Regions from separate parts of the Homo sapiens genome. Here region 1 is linked to region 2. The links are chromatin loops, found by intact Hi-C in ENCODE. Cell type or tissue: CD14-positive monocyte. All regions are shown on one strand. Each heading gives the region's core, and the rest is flanking DNA. Links, peaks and the distances in the headings are about the cores only. Region 1 has its middle 190 kb from the start of LINC02227. Region 2 overlaps LINC02227 (long intergenic non-protein coding RNA 2227).

Region 1 (8,343 bases), core at 321-8,320, 150 kb after region 2:
TTTATTCAAAATATGTGACAATTTTCTATTCCTCAAAGGAATCTTCTTTATAGGAAATATCTCCCACCAGAGCAAGCATCATATTACTCCCAGTAAGTATAACTGTAAGTGGCTCCTGAGGGCTCACAGCTAGTCTAGAGCAGGGGCAGGGAGGGAGCTCAGCTGAAAAGAATGAGTGCAGAGTGAGACACCAGGAGGCAGTCTAGCACAATGTTAAGAGCTCAGGTTCCTAAATGTCCAACAACGATAGACTGGATTAAGAAAATGTGGCACATATACACCATGGAATACTATGCAGCCATAAAAAATGATGAGTTCATGTCCTTTGTAGGGACATGGATGAAGCTGGAAACCATCATTCTCAGCAAACTATCGCAAGGACAAAAAACCAAACACCACATGTTCTCACTCATAGGTAGGAATTGAACAATGAGAACACTTGGACACAGGAAGGGAAACATCACACACTGGGGCCTGCTGTGGGGTGGGGGGTGGGGAGGACGGATAGCATTAGGAGATATACCTCATGTAAATGACGAGTTAATGGGTGCAGCATACCAACATGGCACATGTATACATATGTAACAAACCTGCACATTGTGCACATGTACCCTAAAACTTAAAGTATAATTTTAAAAAAAAGTTCTAAAATACAACCACAACAACAAAAAAAGACATGGAAAAATAAATAAATAAATAAATAAATAAATAAATAAAGAGCTCCGGTTCCGATGGATCTACCACTGACTGGCTGTGTGACACCACAGAAATCTCCTAACCTCTCTGGGGCCTTGGTTTCCTCATTTGCAAAGGAGGAAAAGAGCAGCATCAACTGCAGGGTTGCTCAGCCTCACCACTACTGACATTCAGGCCAGACAATTCACCGCTGTAAGGGCCTGCCTGTGTGCTGCAGGGTGTTAAGCAGCATCCCCAGCCTCTACCCACTGGATGCTGGTAGCACCTCCCCAATCAGGATGTAACAACCAAAACCATGTCCAGACACTGCCAAATGTCTCCCAGCACACTTCCAGTTGAAAACCACTGATCTACTGCAGGAGTCCTTGGGAGGATTCAACGGATTCCCGTATGAGAAGTGGTGGTATGGTGCTGAAACCTAGCAAGTGTTCACGAAAGGTTTGCTAAATAAATCCACAAAATAAAGGGAGGAAAAGCTCCTGCAAGAATGACAATGGCACTTAGCAGACTGCCATTTTGTGAATTTAACCAGCCATCACTTTAGCCCAAGAACCTCCATCTATTCCCCCTTTCCTCCCGCCAAAAGAAGCTAGGGCCTGGGTCTCCCGAGTAATGTGGGCAGAAAGGCCCTGCAAATGGGACATGACTGCCTCGATGGATTTAATGGTGCTTTTTAAATGTGGATAATTATAGGGCCTCTTCTAAGCAAGTGCACCAGTGGGGGGAGGCTGTGGGCTCTGGGGCACTGTGGGCCCGCATAGCTCAGCTCCGTGGAGCTGATGGTAATGTTATTAAATGTGCTCTCTCCTTTTATTAGGCATCTTAATAACCTCTAAGTTGCACCCAGGAGAGTTGGTGCAGAAAAGGAATTCTGGCCAACCTAATTTGTATTTGAAAATACCCCATAGGCCAACGGAACAAGATTCAGATGAATTTCACAGGCAGCTGAGGGCTACACAAGGCAAGTGTTTCCAAATTGTACTCAATTATTGAATGCAAAACGCCTGCCTCTCTGCCTTCCCCATCCCCATTCTTTGCCCTCCTTTTCTGCCAGTGCCCTTGCATCCCCTCAATGCGCATTTGCAGCCACACTCCAGCCACTGGCTAATAAAGAGAACTTAACCTGGGTGCTCTCTGTCAACAGGAAAATAATGATGTGAACTCATACTTATCAGCTATCTGATACCCTGAGCCAGACCCCGGTGTATTCCTCACAACACCCCAAAAGGTGAGTCCCCATTTTATAGTGGAGCAAACCATGATTTGAAAAGATTTGCATCTTGCCAGAAAAAAAAAAAAAAAAATATATATATATATATATATATATATATATATATATATATATATATGGACAGAGAGAGAGAGATAGAGAGAGAGAGATAATTACAGAGCATAGATCTAAACCCACTGCCCTCTGACTCCCTACCTGGTGCTTGTCACCACTGCTGACATTTTTCAATAATTGGGTGGTGACAAGGAGTAAGTCCATGTATTCATTCACCATGCACGGGTGACTGTATGTTCCAGACCTGGATGGAATGCTGGGAAAAGACACTGCCCCGCCCTCAGAGATTTCATAATGGAAATTATACACCATGGAAAGAACATGTAAAAGGAATCAGAAAAGGAGAGTAGCAACTCACATTCATTCAACATTTAGTGGGAGCCTACAATATACCAGGCAGTGTTCTAGCTACTGGCAACATTGCTACAGACACAAACAAAAGGAATAGGATTGACAAACATTCCAGGTACAGAATAAACAGAATCTGGCAGTCCTGACTGAAAGCGAAAGGGACAGGGAAAAACTGAAGGAGACTCAGAAGTGCCTAGTCCAGGAAACTGAGAATGAGCCAGCCATTAGCTGAGGTTGAAGGCAGGGATTTGGGAAAGAGGATAGCAAATTTGTTGTTAGAGTTGTCATAAGACATTGTATGAGCTTCCTATTGCTGCTGTAACAAATTACTACAAACATAGCTTTACACAACTCAAATTTGCTTTCTTACAGTTCTGGAGATGAGAAGTCCAAAATGAGTCTTAAGAGGATAAAATCAAAGTATTGACAGGGCTAGTTCCTTCTGAAGGTTCCATGGCAGAATCCATTCCTTGCCTCTTCCAGATTCTAGAAGCTGCAGGCATTTCTGAGCTTGGACTGCATCATTCCAGCCTCTGCTTCCATCATCACATAGTTATTTTCTGTCCCTAACACCTCTTGCGTCTTTCTTACAAGGATATTTGTGATTACATCAGTCCTGCCCAGTTAAGCCTGGATAATTTTCCCCATTACAAGATCTTTAACACAATCATCTATGCAAAGTACTTTTTGCCATATAAGGTAACATTCACAGCTTCCAGGAATTAAAACATGGACATATTTGGGGGAGTCATTATTCAGCCTACCATAGACATCCAGGAAGAGATGTTCTATAAGCAGTTGAAAATGTAAATCTAGGCCAGGTGCAGTGGCTCACGCCTGTAATCCCAGCACTTTGGGAGGCCGAAGTGGGTGGATTGCTTGAGGTCAGGAGTTCGAGACCAGCCTGGCCAACATGGTGAAACCCCATCTCTACTAAAAATAAAAAAAAATTTAAAAAATTAGCCGGGCATGGTGGTGGACGCCTGTAATCCCAGCTACTCAGGAGGCTGAGGCAGGAGAATTGCTTGCACCCGGGAGGTGGAGGTTGCAGTGAGCCAAGATCACACCACTGCACTCCAGCCTGGGTGACAGAGCAAGACTCTGTCTAAAAAAGAAAAAAAGAAAGGAAGGAAGGAAGGAAGGAAGGAAGGAAATGTAAATCTAGAGCTTGGTGGAAATGACATTCGTAAGTCAGTGAGTGAATTGAACTCATGAATTCAATTCACTCATTCATTCAACCATTCAATAATTGTTTATTAAGCAGTTAATATTGCCAAGAAGATAATCGCACCAAAGCAGTTGATTTGGGACTCATGCTCATAGCTCATAGTTGATGGGAGTTTATGTAAAAAGAGGGAATAGAGAGTAAAAAGCAGAAGACTGAACCCAGCAGTTTGGGGAAACTATGAGGAGCAGACAAGAATAGAGGAACCAATGTGAACTTGTCCAGGTTAAAACTAACACCATTTGTACAGTTTTGTTTGTCATCGTGGGTGACTACAGGTCATGGGGCATGTGATTTCAAAATATGCTGTGTCTGGGGCAGGTTGGGGAGGTCTTTCAACTAAATTATTCTTGAGCTACAGCATCTCTGGAGGGTCTGTTCTCCAGCCCATAACCACCAGTAGAGACTGTGGTTCTGGCCGGTTCTTTTTCTTGCCTTTTCTTAGCCAAGTGCAGTCATTAAGTACTTCATATCCAATCACTACAGCCCAACCTCTTGGCTTCCCCAGTAATGGAGGCAGCAAGAATTTAATCCATGGCAGCATCAGGTGCAGAAAGATGATACTGAATATTTCATTCCTGAGATGATGGGAACTGGAAGCCCCTGGAGATGATCTGACTGAATCTTGCAAGTGAGCCCTTCCGGGAATCCACTGGGTAACTGTGCTACTGGCAGTAATGACTGCCACTTGGGCCTCAGCTTCCCAATGGGAGGGGAAGCTGCATTAATGTGCAACAGTGTTAAAAGGCCAGCTCCAACTCTGCTTCTAGGAAATTAGGGTTTGTTTTAAAAATCTTGCTTTCAGAGGCTTCCTGTCACCTCTTTGGATCCAAAAGATATTTGTTGCTAATTACCCCCCACAACCCCAACTTTATTATTTTATTTTATTTTACTTTATTTTCTTCAGAAAGAGCCAAATGAAGGGAGAACAAACAGGTCTAGCAAAGAGAAATCATTTAAGGTACATTTCTTCTCTTTAGGAAATTACCTGCTTTGGCTTACATCTTTAACTCCTCTCAGTCTTTAATAGCTAACGCAAGAAGACAGTAAGTGTTAAAATGGACAGGAGAAAAACAGATGCATTATCAGGGTGGGAAATTGCATAAATTGTGTTGGTAAGTAAATATCATTTGTTAAACGCTGAAGTACTAAAATGAAAAAAGAGACTATTTTTCCTTAAAAAAATTAAGTGTTTTGAAAAACTGGATTAGATTCTTTTATTACTCTTCACAAAATTGAAAACAGATGGTATGTGCTATAGACTTAAGAAAACACAGCAAAAGTGGAAAAAGGTCAGCTTCAGTGTAACTTGGAGGTGAGAGGACCTGAAACCTGACCCCTTGGCCATGAAGACCCCTATTCAGATCTGATTTGTGACGCTGGCTCACAGTTGCATACCCTGAAGTGGTGGGGTGTGACCTGGAAGTCGGCGACTAGACAGCAGAGAGCTGGGCCCCTACAGGCGCTTCGATGTGCCCTCTTCACCTCTCCACGCTAATCCTGTGCATCCTTCCAAAGAAAGTTCCTACAATAAGCTCTCCTATCCAGCCCACAGAGTCATCTGCCTGCTCTGAACTCCCTCCTTGCTAACTGGACCATCATTGTGTCACATATCTTGCCTTCTCTGAGTGGGAGCTCCTTGAGGGACAGTTGAGTGGCAGCCATTCAGAGCATACATAGTCCCCTTTCCTGACTCCAAAACTATTTCTTGCTTCATCGATGAGCCTGAGGTTGGTTTATTTGCCTGTAGAGAGTGTTTGTACATCTTTGTATCCCATGGAGTAGTAAGTGAACTAGAGGAGGTGTGAAAGATGACTTTAGGAAGTAGTACAGATATTTTCTAAAGAGAAAACAGTAAAAAATAGCAAACATTACTATCTAGTATATAGAAAAGATTTTCTATTTATGAGCCATGTTGTTATTTTAATGTATTCTAGAAATAAATAAATATATATATACAAAAACTCTCAAAATATGACTATTAAGTCTGGGTGCAGTGGTTCATGCCTGTAATCCCAGCACTTTGGGAGACCAAGGCAGGAGGATCACTTGAGGCCAGGAGTTCAAGACCAGCATGGCCAACTGGTGAAACCCCATCTCTACTAAAAATAAAAATAAAAATAAAAATAAATTAGCTGGGCATGATGGTACATGCCCGTAATCCCAGCTACTTGGGAGGCTGAGGCAGAAGACTTGCTTGAACCCGGGAGCTGGAGGTTGCAGTGAACCGAGATCACGCCACTGCACTCCAGCCTGGGTGACAGAGCGAGACTCCATCTCAAAAAAAAAAAAAAAAAAAAAGACTATTGAACATCAACATACTTTAGTTTTCAAAAGTTAATTAATATAGAAAAACATTAAAAGTTTACGTGAAATTTAGATATGGTAAAAAATCATAAAGACCATGTGCAAGGACTGAAGTGTTGGAAAAAGCTGCCCTAGATAATGAAGACTTCCTTTATTATCCAGTAAATATTGTCATTTGAGGATATCTCAAACTCTATTTTTGGATTATTATCATCATTGTGGTTTTGCTTTGTTTTTATCCCTAGAAAACCCCAAGAAGAGTATTTTTTGACAGAAGAAGAAAATGGAAGCTTTCATGGCAATCACATTTTATTGCCTTGATAGTCAAGGCAACCAGCTCTGGAGTAAGAACAGACTTCTGTCTGACACTGCTCTTTTCTAGTAGAATGACTTATAAATTTAAATAATTACCTACTCAATACCTCAGCATTCCTATCTGCAACATGGAATTGTTATGAGGAAGATATGAAATAACACATGCTAAGTGCAGCTTGGTGCCTGACACAGAGAAAGAGTCCAATAAATAGCAGCTATTGCAATTAATAATAGTAGTAGCATCAACAGTAACAATAAAAACTGACATTTATAAAGAAATTCACGTCTATTAATGGGCTTTATCTAAGCATTAGAATTTATCCAACGTGCCTACTGGGTGCCAAGTACGGTACAAGACCCAGGTATTCAACTATAGAATGAGAAATGCATGATTGCAAGGTAGGCAGGAAAATAAACTCTGAAATTAAGTCACCCATTTTCAAATCTAAGCTTTGCTATTTCTTCTATTGCTGTGGCCTTGAGCAAGTGACTTGCCTTTCCATGCCTCAGCTTTCTCATCTCTAAAATAGGGATAATAATGGCAACCACCTTGTAGTGTTGTTGTGAGAATCCAGAGTTCACAGAAATAAAGTGTATCAATGTCATCAGAAAGGTGACTGTAACTAGTATCCTTAATTTATTTTAGCAATTATCACTGTAGTTCCTGTCCTTACCAGGCTGCCATATAGTCTTCCACATTTTTCAAATGGGCAGCTAGTTTCCAAACTTTGTATTTGCTACAAATTATACCCAGCCACTAATTCAAAGACAAAGGTGTAATCGTATAAGGAAGTTAGAGGTTGATCTACTGAGAACATTTTATCACTGAGCCCAATCAATTACTTCCAAAGATTCGTTCAAGCCAGTTTTATAATTAGAGTGAAAGGTCATCTACATCATGTATTCTTCCAGTCACTAGGAAAATTTCCACTGGTTCCTATAGCACCTAGGGACTACAGCACACACACACACACACACACACACACACACACACACACATCTCCTGCCGTTGCATTAAATTTCTTTAACAAAACCTGTGCTATTTATGTAAATATCAAGCAAAGCAACTACTTGCTTCACCCTTGAAGCTAAGACTAATTTGTAGCATTCCCTGATGTCGAGGTTTCTGGAAAAATAAGACTGTTTATCTGAACACATTTATACTTTCTATGCAGATCCAGGAAAACACATAAACAGCCTGATTTGTTTTCCAATCCAACCATCTTTTTCCCTTATAGAAAACCCAGACAGGTACCAGAGTGGTCAGATTCAACATGCAGATAAGGAAGCTGTATGAGCCCAGCCCCAGAAAGCATCAGAATACCCATTCTTTTGACAAGTGAGGCCAGTCCAAGTCAAGACCTCCCAGCCTGAGACTGTGGCTGTTTCCCGGATAGAAATAACTGCTTCAATCCAGGCTGTGCCAATGCAGCCCCAGATATAAAGGTGATGAAGGGCTGATTTTGAAGCCCAAAGTCTTGCCTCAGGACCATTTAGAAAACACTGCTGGCTATGGAGCCATCGGACACACAAGTCAATGAAATATTACCCCTAATTGAGTGGTCCATTTGAGAATGCAACCAAGAGTGTGTCCAAGGAGTTAGCACTCCCCTTTACAACTCCCCAAGCCCCTCCTGGGTTAGTATCCATTTAAAGAGAGAGGAGAAAAGACCACTTTCATCACTTAAGTGTAAATGAATCAAAGTATGATATGGATAAGGGAGCAATCAGCTTCCCCTGAAGACTGATCTGTTAAAGCAAGTGAAGGGTGATTCATTCCAGATGTGATGTTCCTGAAACCCACTGCTGGATCATCGATTCCAGACTCCCCAAACACCCTCAGATACAGAGAGGTATTCAGGAGTTCAGGTGGGCTGAAGGATGCAGGAGAATTGGTGGCCTTTAAGACCAGGAAGTTTTTGGATACATCTGATCTGGTCTCCAAGGGCAAGCCAACCTGATCTCTAAGTCACTCTTCAATGTTCCATTAAGAAATCTCCCAGAAAAACTAATCCCAAAGCCATTTCTGAAAAGCCAAATATCTCCCAATACCAAGGAGGCATGCTCAAGTCAGCAGTAGCAACCTGGTCTATTTTCTTTGACCCAAAGTGTGCTGCTATTGTTTTCATTTTAGTTAGCTGTCAGTATTGAAATTTCCTAGGAA
Region 2 (8,343 bases), core at 115-8,114:
AAGCATTTCATCACTTTTCCTTTTAGTGATTTGTATGGTTTCTGCTAATTTTTTTTACATTTAATTCATTAATCCATGTGGAGCTTTGCATTACTTTTCTATTACTGCATAACAAGTTATCAAAAACTTAGCAGCTTAAACTGACATACATATATTATCTCACAGTTTCTGTTGATCAAGACTCTGGCCATAGCTTAACTAGGGCCTCTTCTTAGGGTTTCATAGGCTGTGACCAAGGTGATGGCCAGGACTGTGTTCTCATCAGAGGCTCAACTGGGGAAGGATCCACTTCCAAGCTCCCTCACTTTGTTGTCTGAATTCATTTTCTGATGCTGTAAGATTTATGGCATCTTGCCTTATCAAAACCAATAAAGGAGAGAAGGAAGAAAGGAGGAAGGAAAAAAGAGAGAGAAAGGTGAGACTCTAGAAAAATAGGCATTACACTTTTATGTAATCACATACATGTGATCACTTACAACCTATAATCTTTGCCACATTCTAGTGGTTAGAAATAAGTATCTGGTCCTGCCCACACTCAAAAGGATTACACAAAGGTATGAATACCAGGAGGTGGGAATCATAGAGACTGCTTTATAGACTGTCACTCATAGGGACTGTTTTATAGACTGTCACTCACAAATTTATTTTGGTAGAAGGAGTAAGGTAGGGATATAAATTTTTAGATGGTTAGCCAGATGTCTCAGTATCACTTATTAGATTATCTAACTTTCCCATACTGATTAGAAATTTTACTTCTGTTTAAGACAGAGACTTAAATGTCACAAACTAGGTAATTTCTCCTTCTTCTCTCATTTCATGTACACATCTGTGATACCAGAAATGCAGTTTGTCAATCTGATATTCAGCTTATTGGGCATAAAAAGAACATATATTCCCAGAGACAATCATTGTTATAGTTTCTGTCACATTCATATAGATATAATATATAGTCTTTAGTCATATTTATATCTACATACATATCTAGCTATAAATTAAGGTTGAGGGAAAGAAAATGAAGAGAGGTCATTCATTATCTCATTCTCTTCCTTGCAAGAGGTGCATATTCCCAGCAGGGCCCAGACAACCTCTGGCAAATTCAAGCATCTGTTAGAAAACACTAAATCAGTCAGCTTAGTCAAGAGCTTACACAAGTCATGCTCAAAAATGAGCCAAACTCAGGACCAAAATGGGGAAGTGGCTAAACAACAGGTAGGCCAGAAACACCTCTGGGGAGATGAGCACATTTTAAAGAAGAGGGCATAGATAAAAAGGGATGGAGAGTCTGGTAGGAAAGCCACTGCTAGTAAATCCTATGTATGTGAACTACCACAATATTCACTTGTGCCTTTGTGATTAGGATCCTGTTATGTTTGTTAAAATTAATACTTTCTGTGACCACTTTACATTTCATACTGGAGTCTGTGACCACCCATTAAAACCAATGTCATTGTCTCTCAGAAGCAGGTGATGGAAAGAGGATGAAGCATGTTCTAGCCATGAGATTCCCTGAAAAAATGTCCATCATCTCTATTGTTATGACAACCTATTCCCACTATGCTACAACCTTTATGAAAGAGGCTGCTTGTGTCCTGTGAATTAGTGGAATTTTTGTAATATTACTTGTTGTTAAATTACATATATATATATACATATATATATACACACACACAAACATATATAATGCAATAGTAGCATGCTATGCACAATTTTCTGCACTTTGATTTTTTCACAGTATGGAAAAATATGTATATGTAAAACACACACACATACACACACACATATGTATCATAGCATGGTTTCATGTTAGCACTGTACAACTGCCTCATATTTTTGCTTCATATTTTAATAGTTACATAATATTGATCAGAGGTAATATACTTTATGTAACCATCTGCTATTAAAGGCCATTTGGTCTATTTCCCATCCTTTGCTTTTAGAATAATTCTTTAATAAATGACTCCATACTTCACAACACAGTGTTAATTCATAATCCTTTTAGAAATTAATAAGAAATTATTTCTAACAAAATTTATGTTGTTTCTATCATGGATTGCCATCTGTCAAAAAGCATTACTATACAACAATTATCGAACTGAGGTACAAAGAAGAGGTCCACACTGATAGTCACTGGCAGAAACTAACATATAAACATGTTGTATTTGGCCCACACCATTGTTTTTCAAAGTGGAATGAATCATCAGCATTAAAATCATCCACGTGTTGATGTAGTTTAGAAATCACATCAAAATCAATATGTAGGGTGTCTCTTGAATAACTAAATACTTAGCGTTTAGAGGTCAGACTAGTCATGTAAATAATGAGAGAGGAAGTATTTGAGGATAAGACAATGGGGAGTAGTGGTGAGTGTGGGCTCACATTCTTGCACAATAGTAGTTGCTGGAGGTGCATAAGAGCTGCTCAACTCAGATGTGAATGGGCTTCCTGAGTCCACCACACAACCAAAATGGCGACCAAGGTTGCTCCATGTCTTTGAAGTTGTAACAGTTATCAGTTTTCATAACACATTCTGTATTTTCTCCTCCACAGCAGAGTCTAGAAAAAAAGTGAAATATTTTTTGTATTCAAATAAACTCGAAATAGTGGGAGGAAGAAAACTAGGTCCACACTCACCACCACTCCCTATTGCCTTATACTCAGATGATGCTTCTTTCATTTACAGGACTAGTCTGGCCTCTGAGTGCATTTGAGTTTCCAACTGCATATTTAAAAGAAACAGGCCTTCCCCAAAGTCAAACAGTCCAAAAGCTGCATGTTATTTTCCTTCTTTCTTTATTAAATACCCCCTCCATTTGTCAACTTTTTTGATGTTTGGACTGGAAAGCATTATTTGTTTTTTAATACCATTTCTTTAAAAAAAAAATCCTGAGTCTGTCCAACAGACTTTACAGCTAAAGTAGCCAGTCCGTTGATTCTGGAGGAAGAGCAGCTGGCAAAACTAATCAATGTTGGGCATTTGCATTTTTTTTTCCTTTTTTATGGTCTCCCCTGGTGCTGGGAGATTGGTTTTCTGTGTTGGAAGGAGAGCATGGAGAGCATCTGCTGTCTCCTGGTCTAGTGCATAGTAAAGAAGAGCGCGTGGTGCAGAATTCATCTACCAAATATCCCAACAGGTTAACCAGTTCTGGAGTGAGGAAGTCACAGCTCTTGCTTTTGAAGGTTCTCTGTATTGAGTATAAAAGATTCTGTGCTTCTGAGAATAAGAAATTTCTCTTCAATTTCACTCTATATACTCTAGGCAGCAAGATGATGCTTCTTAGACATGATGGTCTCCTACTGACGAGGTACTGACAAGAAAAAAAAATTAAATTCAAGAATGAACTTGAGAAAAATAAACATATGCATGCTCGTGAAAACTGGCAGCAATGTAATGTTCACTACAAGTTAGTAAGGGTTTTCTATCTTCCAGGTATTGAGCCTAGTGCTATGTGTGCAGTATCTCATTTAATTCTCTCAACACTGAAAGATAGGTGCTTGTTAACCCTGCTTTATAGATGTAGAAACTGAAGATCAGAAAGGCACAGTGATTTCTGCAAGGGCTCTGAGTTTGTAAATGACAGAGCTGGGATTCATCTATGTCTTTCTGCCTCCCTTACACCCTCATCTAAATCACTGGAAAGCTTCTTTTGTAGAGCAAGCATTCTACAAAGAGGTTTGCACTGGATTCTCAATGAGGACCACTGGGTGTCTTCTCTTTGGAATCTATAATGCTGCTGACGATAATCATTCAGGAAGGAACCGTTTGATCCTATCCTTTATGTAATTTTTTTTCCTTCCACATATTCTTCACAAGAAGCAAGCTATTGTTGGCCGCCTTCTCCTCAAACAACACACAATTGAAGTAGCTACCCCATGACCTCACTTCTAGTTTGAAAGGTTTTTTTGTTTTATTGGCCACTTTTCTTCCTGGCACTTCTAAGCTCTCCTTGATGTCCTAAAAAGTTAAGTCACTACTCACTAGCACTCGCTGCTGACAGCACACCATTCACTGCAACTCCTTGGCAAGAGGTCAGAGAGCCACATGTACCTCAGGTCACCTGTCCTGTAATCTATGAAGCTGAAATTCAGGCTCTACATCTACTTCTGTCCAAAAAAGCATTTAGTTATATTATTGTTTTAATAATTTTTTTAGTTTGCTTACAGTAAAATTCACTCTGTGGCATATAGTTCTATGAATTTTAACAAATGCATGCCATTGTGTAAGAATTTGGCAAGAAAACTACCGCAATCAAGATACAGAATACTTCCTTCCTCCCCAAACTAGTTCCTAATTTTATCCCTTTGATGTCACCAGCCTCCAGCTCCTAACTCCTGCAGCCACGGATACTTCTGTGTTCCCTATAAATGTACTCTTTTCCATAATGCCATGTAAAATGTAATCATGCATTGGGTATAGCTTCTTTCATTCAGCATATGCATTTGAGTATGCTGAATTGTACAGCTCAAATGATATGTGTTGAAGGAGTTGAGAGCAGGAGAGCCATTAAGGAAACTTTCATGTTGGTTCAAACAGTCTAGCATAGAATTCTTGGAGAACATATTCCATTAGTTTAAGCTAATTATAAGCTTGCTGCCTGCTATTTGAGATTGCATTTGAAATTTGTCCATACTTTTGTGTGTATCAGTAGTCTACTCCTTTTTACCGATGAGTAATATTCCACTGTATGGATGTTTCACCGATTGTTAATTTATGTACCATTGAGGGACATTTGAGTTGTTTCCAGTTTTTGATGATGACGATTAAAGCTGCTATAAACCTTTTTGCACAGGGTTTTTGTATATAAGTTTTTATTTTATTTATGTAAATACCCGGGAATAGGATTTCTGGATCATATGGTAAATTTGTGTTTAATTTTTTGAGACCCTGCCAATCTACTTTCCAAAGTGACTGTAACATTTTGCATTTTCAGTAGCAATAAATGAGAGTTCCAGTTGTTTTACATACTTGTCAGCACTTGATACTGGCAGGTTTCTTTTTTGTTTTTGTTTTGTTTAGCTATCCTAATAGGTGTGAATCTCATCATAGTTTTAATGCAATTCCCTAAATGACTAACGTTGAGTATCTTTTTATGTGTTTATTTTCCATTCATATATCTTTTCTGGTGAAGTGTCTTTCAAATCTTTTGCTTATTTTAAAAATTGGGTTGTGTTTTCTAATGATACTTTTATAATTTAAAGACCAATTCATTTTAAGTTGATCTTCCTTTCAAATTTAAATATCCCAGAAAAACAACACATTAGGCTTCTGTGAAGCACCAACATCTCATTATAAATTAGTTTTATCCATTCACTCAAAAGACATAAGCTCCTATTTGTAACTCTTTGTCTTGGTACTAGGAATGTAAAAATAAGCAAACACAGTCCACTTTCAAAGAGACTTTGCTAGATACATAGGAGATGGCTTACCAGAATAACCACACATGACTATAGCAAAAGGCGGAATATACTTAGTGCTCTGTGCGATTATATAAGCAAATTGTTAAGAGAGATTCTAGGGTGGGAGGGATGATATCTACTTGAGTATTTGGCCTTGATTAATGGGTACTATTTTGAAAAACAGAAATATAAAGGTAGAAAAAATATTTCAGGTAAAGATACAACCTAAGAAAAGGTGAAGGACCTACAGCTAAAATTATACTTAGTGGTGTAAGCTGATTGCTTCTCTCTTAAAATTGGAAGCAAGACAAGAATGTCTGCTCTCACAGTTTTTATTCACCATTACACTGGGGGTGTGAACCGTAGAAATTAGACAAAAAAAAAAGAAATAAAAGTCATGCATAATGGAAAGAAAGATGTAAAACTACCTCTATTTGCATGTGACATGGTCTTGAGCATAGAAAAATCCTAAAAAGTCGACTAAAAAGCTATTAGAGTTAATAAATGAGTTCAGTAAGGTTGCATGACACAAGATCAATACACAAAAGTCAGTTAAATTTCCATACACTAGCAATGAGCAATCCAAAAATAAAATTAATAAAATAACTCTGCTTACATAGTATCAAAAAGAATAAAATGCTTATAGATAAATTGAACCAAAGAAGTGCAAGATTTGTACACTGTGAACTATAAACTATTATTGAAATAAATTTGAGAACAAACTAAATGGAAAGATATCCATGTTTATGGTTTGGAAGGTCTGATATTGTTAAAATGGCAGTATTTCCAAAATTGATCTGCAGATTTGTTAGGGCTCAGAACGCAATACCCCAAAGTATGGTGCCTTGGCTTGCGAGTACTTTTTAACTGAAGGAGATAGGAGAGCCTCAAAAGCAAGAAGATCTCACCTTCTTCCACTTTCCTGCCTCCCATTCCTCTTTCTCCCCCAAATCAAGTGATAAAACCTACAAAAATTACTGTCTGGGTCACCCCTGAAAGTAGCTGATAAGACCTTTCTAAAGCAGGTGTCCTACTCTCTACCCAGAGGGAAGGAAAGTTACACAAAGAGGCCACAAAGAATCTGAACAAATAAAACACGCAAAAAAATTGAGTTGGACTTCTGCTGCAAACAACATATAAAAATTAATTCAAAATGAACTATAAGGCCTGAATATGGAACTATAAAACTCTTAGAAGAAAACACAGGTATACAATCTCCATGACCTTGAGCTCGGCAATATTTCCTTAGATATCGCACTAAAAACACAAGCAAAACGAGAAAAACATTAGATGAGAAGGACTTCATCAACATTATAAGATTTTATGCTTCAAGGTACATTCCCAAGGAAAGGAAAAGATAACCCACAGAAAGTGAGAAAATTTTGCAAATCATACATTTGTTAAGGGACTTGTATCCACACTGAAAAACATTTTGGACAGTTCTTAAAGAATGAAACAGAAATACACCACATGATCCAGCAATTCCACTTCTAGGTATCTGCCCAAGAGAAATGGAAACCTATGATAACACAAGGCCTTCACGTGAATGTTCACAGCAGCATTATTCATAACAGCCAAAAACAGAAACGATTTGAATGTCCATCAACAGATGAATAGATAAATGAAATATGACATACCCATACAATGGAATACTATTCAGCAATAAAAAGTAATGCATAATGATACATGCTACAACATGGATAAATTTCCAAAACATTATGCTAAGTGAAAGAAGCCAGGTATATTGTAGGATTTTATTTATATGAAACGGGGTTGGGAACAGAGTGTGAATGGGCATGATGGATCTCACTGGAGCACTGCAAGTATTATGACCATGATTGCACAACCCACCAAAAGTCTTAGAAATCACTTAATTGCACATTTCAAATGATTTATTTTTATATATAAAGTATACTTCAATGATGTTTTTAAAAATTGCCCTTACAGAAGTAAACTTTAATTCAAGTTAACAGACCTGGGCCGAGATATACAAAGCCATCCTCAGAAGGCAGAATGGCTCCCAGACCAACAAGACTTGACTATAGTCAGATTAAATGTAGTAAGAAATCTATACAAATAGTATGCCATTGGAATGGGGGCAGGCGGGTGGTCACTCTTGGGACTGTAGATAAAGGGGAGAAATGGCCTTGGTTTATGTGGGGATATTAGGGTTTCCATTACTCCTGGAATGAGGGCAGTGGTGGAGAGGAAGAGGGATGCTAAAAAGATAGCTGAGAGTTAGCTGCATGACTCCCCATGCACTGAGTCCAGGCACCAAGTTCTGGAAAGCAGTTGTTTGTTAGCTCCCATGTAGCTTTGCTGCAGGGTGATGATGCACTGACAGGCCAGTGCAAGTCCTTCCAGACTGTGGCCTTGTTCTTAGTAAATTAACAAGCTTAACATTCTTGGTACCACAGCAGTTTCTGTGGACCCTGTTAATGTTAACCTATCCCTGTAAAAACCAGGCTTCTGAGCTTATGGGGAAGAGAGCTGAGCTGGAGTGTGGAGAGTGGTATGTTCCCCATAGTAGATGTCCCCAGAGAACAGCTCCGAATGATCAGAGACCTCTCCAGTTGGTACCTTCTTTCCTGATGTGTGTTCCTAGACTGTGGTTAGCATAGCCCAGCACAGGTCAGTAGAGCATTCTGGATAAGAATGTAAACTCTGGAATCAGAGCGCCTGGAATCAAAGTCTGTGCTACTGCTTACCAAGGTGTGCAACATTGGGCAAGCTACTGAATCTCTCTCAGCTTCAACTTTCTCACCTATGAAACACAGTTACTAACAGTACCTACCTCATATGGCTGTTAAAAGGATTAAGTAAGATCATGTGAGAAAATGGGTGGATTTACCCTGTACGTAGCAGGAACAGTCAGTGCAAAAAGGTGAGCACTTAGCACAGAGCTTGTCACAGGGTAAACACTCAAACATGAGCTATTATTCCCAAATT

What was found. Peaks named below come from ENCODE experiments on the same cell type or tissue, not always from the same donor. Only the 100,000 strongest peaks of a DNase experiment are listed, where the experiment ranks them.
Region 1: it touches region 2 in a loop (5-fold over the local background); 1 of 110 quality-filtered maps calls a loop at or near these places.

Annotation. Positions count from the first base shown.
Region 1 is chr5:158,219,868-158,228,210 of GRCh38, reverse strand. No RefSeq gene overlaps it. Among named protein-coding and RNA genes, the nearest start is that of LINC02227, 190 kb to the left of the region's middle. In CD14-positive monocyte, for the core only: no CTCF peak of the experiment used is centred there; DNase peaks (open chromatin) are centred at 3,780 and 4,250; H3K27ac peaks cover 2,235 bases.
Region 2 is chr5:158,369,735-158,378,077 of GRCh38, reverse strand. All of the region lies in intron 1 of LINC02227 (long intergenic non-protein coding RNA 2227), which reads left to right. Among named protein-coding and RNA genes, the nearest start is that of LINC02227, 36 kb to the left of the region's middle. In CD14-positive monocyte, for the core only: no CTCF peak of the experiment used is centred there; DNase peaks (open chromatin) are centred at 2,387 and 4,277; H3K4me3 peaks cover 1,427 bases; H3K27me3 peaks cover 1,993 bases.